Regions from separate parts of the Mus musculus genome. Here regions 1 and 3 are each linked to region 2. Evidence: chromatin loops called from intact Hi-C (ENCODE). Cell type or tissue: heart. All regions are shown on one strand. Region 1 overlaps 9330175M20Rik (RIKEN cDNA 9330175M20 gene). Region 2 overlaps Tmeff2 (transmembrane protein with EGF-like and two follistatin-like domains 2). Region 3 overlaps 9330175M20Rik (RIKEN cDNA 9330175M20 gene).

Region 1 (2,500 bases), 130 kb before region 2:
GGATGGATGCGTAGCAGCATTTCAGGAGAAACTATTCAAAGAAATGGGAGGTGTTCAAGCCTAAAATGGTCAATTATTATTATTGTGTTTTAGAAGGAGGTCATAGCCATAATTCAAGTGTTTGAGAAGTTGCCAAATATGAATGCAGTTTATTTCTACAGTTTCAAAGGTAAACAGATTTTCACTCTATATAAAGCAGATTGTTCTGCTAGAAACAGCTATGTCATGACAAAACATATGTACACAAGAAACACACAAACAAGCTAACAAAACAACAACAACAAGAAACAAGCTCCTGTAGATTTAGAGACCTCCTGCACAGTCTGTATACTCTTTCCTTTCCCCATTTCTAACCTGGGAATCAACTCTGAGGCCAAAGGCATGATAGATAAGTGTTCTACTATCAACTATACTCCCAGCCTCTGTAATTTTGTGAATTAAAAATTTCTTGCTTAACTAGGCATGGTGACATACCTCTTTAATCACAGTACTCAGGAAGCAGAAGCAGACAGGTCTCTGAGTTTGGGCCAGCCTGATCTACAGAGCACGTTCCAGTACAGCCAGGGATACACAGAGCAAACCTGCACTGAAAAAACAAAATAACTTTTTGCTCAATTTTCATTTTGACAGAGAATTGACAAAAGGCTTGGGGGAAATCTCTTTTTCCATGAGCATACTAAGGTATCCTGCCTTCTTAATAATGGTGGCCTTACTGTGTTTAGGGCCACAGTCTTAAATGGAGGAAAGCTCACAACAGCAGCTAAGCATCCTGCTCCTTATCATAGCCTGTACAACTGTTGAAGGTCTGGCTGAGGTTGGATATTACTCTGCTTGCTTAAGAGCTAATCTCTCAGTTTTCCTGCCATGAATGGAATGCTATTTCCTCTGATAACAATGTTCTGCTTTCTCTTGGGAACCACACCTCTCTCCTGCCAGTCCTCTTGTCAAGGATCCTAGTCTTTGTCAGGCACGCTGGAGTGGGAACGCACTAAGGCTTGGTCAGTCCCCTCAGTCTTGGAATCTGAGTGTTGAGTGTTATCCTAGAAGTACAGAGCAAGGGTGGGGGCTGTTTCTCTATACCCCTGGGAAGCAAATGCTGTTTAGTCCATGTTTCCTAGACTCGCCTGCAGATGGCAACTTGATGGCGTGTGTTGTATATGTCTGTTGCATAGCATATTGTTTGATTGTTAGGAGTTTGTATCAAGATCTAGAATGTGTGATCTTGCATGTTTTGAGAGAGAAGAGAGAATGATATGCATGCAGTATGTACAATCAAGTATTTTTTTTTTGGAGAGTTTTCCAGGGGCTTGTTTTACTAAGAGGCCCAAGGGTGTGAGAATTCCTGTTTCCTGAAGTGTTGGGAAGTGAAGGTCAAAAACTGGCCGTGCTTCAAGTTCTGAGACAATACCATACAATTTCAAAGCTGCTGTTTGTGTGTGCGTGCAAATGTGTGTGTACAGAACCCAGGAAGAAAGGCAGTCTCTAAAAATTTGCTTTGAAAAATGCCAAAACTCTGAGCTGCATGTTTGAGATCTCTCTGTTTTGATGAAACCTGTCTCTTTGGTAAACACAAGGCACAGTAGGGCCTGCGTCCTCCTGCCCTGCAATTGAACTTTTGTTCAAATCAGCAACTTCCCTCACCTTGGCTGTTGAACTGCCCTTTGTGGTAACACTCACAAGTGAACTGGCAAGAAACCATGGAAAGAAAGGGTGTGCTGGAGTGGATTGCATTTTTCCTGAACACGCTGAAATATCAGGATGTATGGACTATGAGTCAGCACTTTCTGTTGGAAACTTTCATGACCTTTACAGAGTAGGCCAAATTCCTCCCAAGCTGTGCTTCTTCACACCCCAGTGCATGACAGCAAAGGGGCAAATCCGAGGGAGGCACCAGCAGATTCCTGTTTTTTTCTTGCAATCTGTTCCTTGTTATTGTCTTTTTTTTTTTTTTTAATTTTTTTTTCAACACACTTTGCTTCCCAGGATAGCACTAATAGAAGATGTGAGAGAGACTAGCATCATGTTTGAACGCAGAGCACTGTTAGAGTCAGGACAATAGGAGATGGAACCGGGTTTTGTCAAGGATTTAGATGTGTGTCTAGGGAAGAAGGCCACATTCAAAATTGTGACCCCTAGGCATTTCACAAGCTGGAATTTGATGAGCTACACCAGAGAACCAGGGAAAAAATATAGTAGTGATTTGACTGGGGGGCACTTTTTAGAGGGCCAAAGAGGCCATGCAGAATCTCTGTAGGTGCCATGATTTTGAACAATGTCAGAGAAGATTTTTAACTCTTAGGAAAAACTTTATTTTGCATAAACTACACTCCTGCTCCTTGTCCTCTTCCTCCTCTTCCTCCTCCACCACCACCTCCTATTCTTCATATTTGTGTGTGTGTGTGTGTGTGTGTGTGTGTGTGTGTGTGTGTGTGTGTATGTATGTATGTGTATTAGGATAAAGGACAACTTTGTGATGTCATTTCTGCCCTTCCATATTTAT
Region 2 (2,500 bases):
CTGTAGAGCCTGGGACAGCATTGCTGCATAGCAGGACTTTCCGGATATTTGTGAAATAAACCGACTCAACCATAATTTCTTTCTTATACTGGTTGCAAAGAAGCTTAGGGCTAAGTGCTTTAACCGGAATAGCCATGCTCAGGTATTTTTCTTTCCCCTAACAGTTCAGCTCTCCATGTTGTCCATCTCTGTTTAAAGACCCTCATTGACTGTAGTTTAATTATAAAAACACCACAAATCCTTTTTGGAAACTGATATAAGTAGGATACCACAAAATAAAATACATTTTAATTTTTAGATGATAAAAACTAAAGTAGTTGAAATTTATGGGTTTTTTTGTGAACATCTAACAAGCTATAAAATTAAGTACATTTTCACTGGAAAAAAAATATGTGTCTATGTTTTCCAAGGCTTGATGAGCCTCTCAGCCAGACAGGAACCCATCAGGAGACACATATATAGATACACATTGGACATAGAGAAGCACAGTTTTAAAATTCACTTTCCTTTTAGTGCAAGACTTGGTGAGGGTACACACACACACACACACACACACACACACACATACACACACACACACACACACACACACAGTGTGCCATCTTATCTACGTGTCCACAAGGGAAGATTATTATTATCATATTATCATATGCTAAAGCCAGGAAGTCCTACCTTTGTGATTTAGAAAACCCGTGGGTTAGGGCTCTTTCTGTAGTGAAAAAAAAGAGACCTAAGTCTAAGCTTGTGGACTGGTATCAGAGGGTCTGTTCTGTTTCTATGGCAGGAACTTATCACTGGGCCTGGCAAACAGAGAGGCAAAGCCTTTGAATCAAGAGTCAGAAAATGCCTCGGGTCTCATTAAAAGAGAGAGGACAGGAAGGTGATTCCAGACAGCCCAAACAGATAGTAATTCTGCTTGAAATATGATGGAAATTTTTCTTTCAGTTTTCTGGTGTGGACTACACTTTTATGCCTATGAGGAACATAGATTCCTGTCTCTGTACAAGGTAGACACGTTCTAGCTTCCTGCATATGTTACTTTTGTTTCACATAGTATTCTTTTATTTATTTATTTATTTAATAAATAAAATCTATTTAAATTAAAGTTGTAATCCAGTCTCTGTTGGTCCTGGCTGAAGCCTTTCCTTTAGATGTTATTACAAAGGAGGTTCAATAAATTTATTTTAATATTCAGACTTTCTTTAAAGAAGATAGCCACTATTTAGTTAGAAGCAAGTGTTGCCAGCTTTTAAAGTAGGCTCAAAAATGAAAGGGGAGGGCATGGTAAAAGTTCCTAAGTTTACAGTACTCATGCCACATCTGGAAAAGTGTGAGTTACAACTGCTATTTCCTTCCAGTGGGAGCGTCCGTGGACATTTGTTTAACAAGGGAAGTTGCTGTGACATCAAATTAATTGTGAGCACAGAGCAGATTTCTAGGGATGTGAGTCATAGAGTTCCTGTTTACCCTCCTTGGAGAGTTTATAACATGTGAAATATAAATTATCCAGACAATAACATATTGATTTTTCATTTGATTCTTTTAGATCTTCATGTCTATGTCCCAAACTTGGGAAAATGAAAATCCTGCTGGGTACTAGGAAATGTTGAGAAACACAATTATTTCAATGTTTTCTAATATTATATGTTTCAATAAAACCATGTATAAAAATCATGTGAAGCTGAAGTAACGTCAGGGAGGACTTCATGTATTCAGTCCATGTTTAACTATGAGTTGCAAGTTTCAATGAACTTTTTTGCTTCTCTATTTTATTTGGAATCTAGCAAGCATGCAAGCTTAAACATAACTTTAGAAATTGTCGCATTTGTTTCTTTACTTTGTGTGCACTTAGTGTCTCGGTGTGTGCTTGTGCACGCCCAGTAGCAGTGTGGAGATGGAAGTGGCAGGAGACATGCAGGAGCTGGTTGTTCTGCCATCTGATGGGTTCTGGGGACCAAACACTGATCATTAGAGTTAGCAGCAAGTGCTTTTTCCTGATCAGTCTGCCTGTTGCCCCTTAATCATGACAATTTTTCATCTTACAAGACTTTCTGTTGTCAAACTAGAGAAATCTCTAGGATGCTGAGTGACCTGATTATGTTCACTGGGAAATGTTCTTTTCTATGTGCACCAAGCAGATACAATTAGGACGGAAAACAATCTGTGCAGCTCCTATGTGCTTAGGTGTGGGGCCATCAGTGGGGGCATGGGAAAACCAGCCCACATCCAGCAGGCAGAGCTACCCTCCCTTCCTCAGCAACTGTCAACAGCTGGACTCACGGGGTCATAATAACAAGAACAAACGATGGATGGATGTGAGGCTGGGAGGATGACAAGGCAGAGGTTACTGGGAGAGCTGGAGGGAAGTAATGGTGGTTGATATGTTCAAAATGTAGTGTTTAAATGCATGAACTTTTCAAAGAAAAGAATGGAGAAAAATATTTTAAAATAAAAAATAAAAAACAAAGTGAACTAAAAAGAGTGGTAATCAGCATCAGAG
Region 3 (2,500 bases), 110 kb before region 2:
GATTCCTTGCTAGGGGGTATTTGAATTGATCTGGACAGTTCATGTGACTCTCTTTCTTGGTTGATGTGTTCCACAGTTAGCTCTCTTGGTAGCCTATCTTCTTTCTCAGAACTTCTGTGTTACCTGAGCTGACATGTTGGGATCTAATTAACTGAAAACCATATAATCTAAAAATTTTTTTCAAACAAAAAGGGAAATATTTTTCAACTCATAATGGGAATAAGCTCCTTATCAGAGGTCTTTCAACTTTTCTTACCCCCGTGAACAAATCTCATCCATGCCTTTCACTGAATGTTCTGCATGCTTCTGTGATCTACTTGGTCTCTTGCATTCCACCCTCAGCACTTCCTCTCTGTTCTCCATACAGTAGCTGCAGTGCTCATCCCAAGATATAGCTCGGCCATTTCTCTCCTAAACCTTCTAATGTTTTCTCATCTTCAAGTTCTACCTTTAGCAGCCATGCCCTGAAGATGTGACTTGCACCTATCCTCCGAGCCCATTACTAATATTTATCTCTTGATTCCATTTTTGCCAGGCCATCCACATGTCTTACCTTAACCACACTTACATCTCAGTTCTAGGGTCTCTGTCTGAACTATAACTCTGTAAGATAATTTAATCTATCCTTCACCTGCTTTAAATGTCTTTGTAAAAGGTGCCTTATCAAACAATTGTCCCTAGCTACATTCTAAAGCCTTTGTGCACGGATGTTACATTCGTTCAAACTAACTGACACATCATTTTTCATTCTTTTCCGTTTAAATCTCCTCCAGCTAGAGCATAACTCTGTGCAAGCTGAGCTCTTGTTGGCTTGTTTGTTTTGCTCTTGCCCCGGTGCCTTAGAAATTGCCAGAAGTATACTAAGAGCCTTCCTAGGTTGATGTTTGTGGGTAAATGATTTCCAATGCTTATTCACATGTCTGTCCTTTGCCTGCTTTCTCACTCAACTTGGCTCACAAGCAAGTTCCGGCGACCTTCCTGGTTTTGTTTGGCTCCTTCCTCAGGCTGGTGTGCCTTTGTTGTTTATGAGGACTTTACAGTCAAGTCTTTCCTTTCCCTAAGACTCTCATTCTCTAGGAAGCTTTGCATTGTTCTGCTTTCAAAGCTGAATGTGCCTCTTGACTTTCATTGCATTGCTTGTGTGTCTCATGTTTCTGTCTTATCACATAAATTATTTGGTGATTCCCTTCATGACTGGGAACGATCCAAGTTGTGATCCTGACTGATTTATCTTCATCCCTGAGAACCCAATGATACTCACACTGCTTTCCATGTAGGAAGTACTTCACTCATATTTCATTCACAAAGAATGACTGTTTTACTGTGGCAGTGTTGCTTTGGTGGGATGATACCTAGTGAGAAATAGCTCTTATAATCTGAAATTTCTATTTTCCAAATTTGCTCTTCATAATTCTTGATCTAGTGTTTCATGCACAGTGAAGGGTGCATAGGCAAAAAAAAGCTCTTGGTTGGGATTCTGTTGGTTTAATACATGCTAAAAGAGGCATACCTAAAGAAGTCACCTAAGAAGACTATCCATTGTTTTGCCAAATATCCACATTGTTTTATTCCACATCAAGTTGGTAAACGAGAGGAAGTTATAGTTATAGGAAATTTGTTCAACATCTTTTGCAGCCCTAGAAAACACTCTCTACCTTTCTGTTAAAATGCAATTCTGCTATCTAGTGGGAGAAAGGGGATGGGGGGGTGGGGGTGGGGCTAACTGCGTTCAGAAGGATGCCTGGTTAATAGCTTGATTTTTCTCACCATAGATTTCTAACTCCAAGCTGTCAAGACCGCCTTGGAAGCTCCCAGAATACGTGTGTGCAGACACTGGCCTAATTGGGAAGTTTGGCTGTGGTGACATTGGGCTCATTAGGTTTCTCTTATCAGTGGTAGAAGCTGTGAGATTTCAGCCAAGCAGAGAGTTTAGATTCTAAATGAGAAATATAGATTAGCATTTCCTATAATGAAATAATGCACATCAGTGTTACCTTTCTAGTGACAAAAGCAGGAGCTTGAATGCATTGTAGGGCTCCTTGTTTAATCAATAAATAAAGGAGAGACACACAAGATTTATTTCTTCTGAGGCAACAAACACCATCATTTTTCTTAATTATCTTTATGTTTGCCTTTCTGACTTTCGGATTCTTTCCAAGTAAAGAGCCCTCTACATTAAGACAAGACACATACCCCCCTCCACACACACACACAATATGGGTGAAAGCATGCCCCCTTTCTATTAGTGTATGTGTGTGCATGTTTCTCTCTTTCTTTTTTTTTAAATACATACTTTTTAAAAAACTGTAATACCTACAGTTCTTAATAAAAACCTAATAAGGTCAGAGATTTTGCAAGGTTGTCCAGGCTACCTTAGAGGCCAGAGGTTCCAGCTGAGAAGGAGAAATATCAAGGCAGCTGTAGCAGTGAAAACAAATAGTTTGAACTTTGGATCCACAGATGGTTGTGCCTGCCAACTGTTATGAGCCAATGAATATCT

Evidence for each region. Hi-C counts contacts between places; a loop is a spot of excess contacts. Peaks named below come from ENCODE experiments on the same cell type or tissue, not always from the same donor. Only the 100,000 strongest peaks of a DNase experiment are listed, where the experiment ranks them.
Region 1: it touches region 2 in a loop (10-fold over the local background); 7 of 42 quality-filtered maps call a loop at or near these places.
Region 3: a loop joins it to region 2, with 1.9 times the contacts of the local background. A loop is called at or near these places in 2 of 42 quality-filtered maps.

The regions. Positions count from the first base shown.
Region 1 is chr1:51,264,521-51,267,020 of GRCm38, reverse strand. All of the region lies in intron 2 of 9330175M20Rik (RIKEN cDNA 9330175M20 gene), which reads left to right. Among named protein-coding and RNA genes, the nearest start is that of Cavin2, 23 kb to the left of the region's middle. In heart, a CTCF peak has its summit at 1,136 (motif pointing right); DNase peaks (open chromatin) are centred at 940 and 1,670; H3K27ac peaks cover 2,500 bases.
Region 2 is chr1:51,135,856-51,138,355 of GRCm38, reverse strand. The region is part of intron 7 of Tmeff2 (transmembrane protein with EGF-like and two follistatin-like domains 2); the gene reads right to left. Among named protein-coding and RNA genes, the nearest start is that of Cavin2, 150 kb to the left of the region's middle. In heart, a CTCF peak has its summit at 1,373; a DNase peak (open chromatin) is centred at 1,375; H3K27ac peaks cover 309 bases.
Region 3 is chr1:51,244,078-51,246,577 of GRCm38, reverse strand. The region is part of intron 4 of 9330175M20Rik (RIKEN cDNA 9330175M20 gene); the gene reads left to right. Among named protein-coding and RNA genes, the nearest start is that of Cavin2, 44 kb to the left of the region's middle. In heart, no CTCF peak of the experiment used is centred here; a DNase peak (open chromatin) is centred at 957.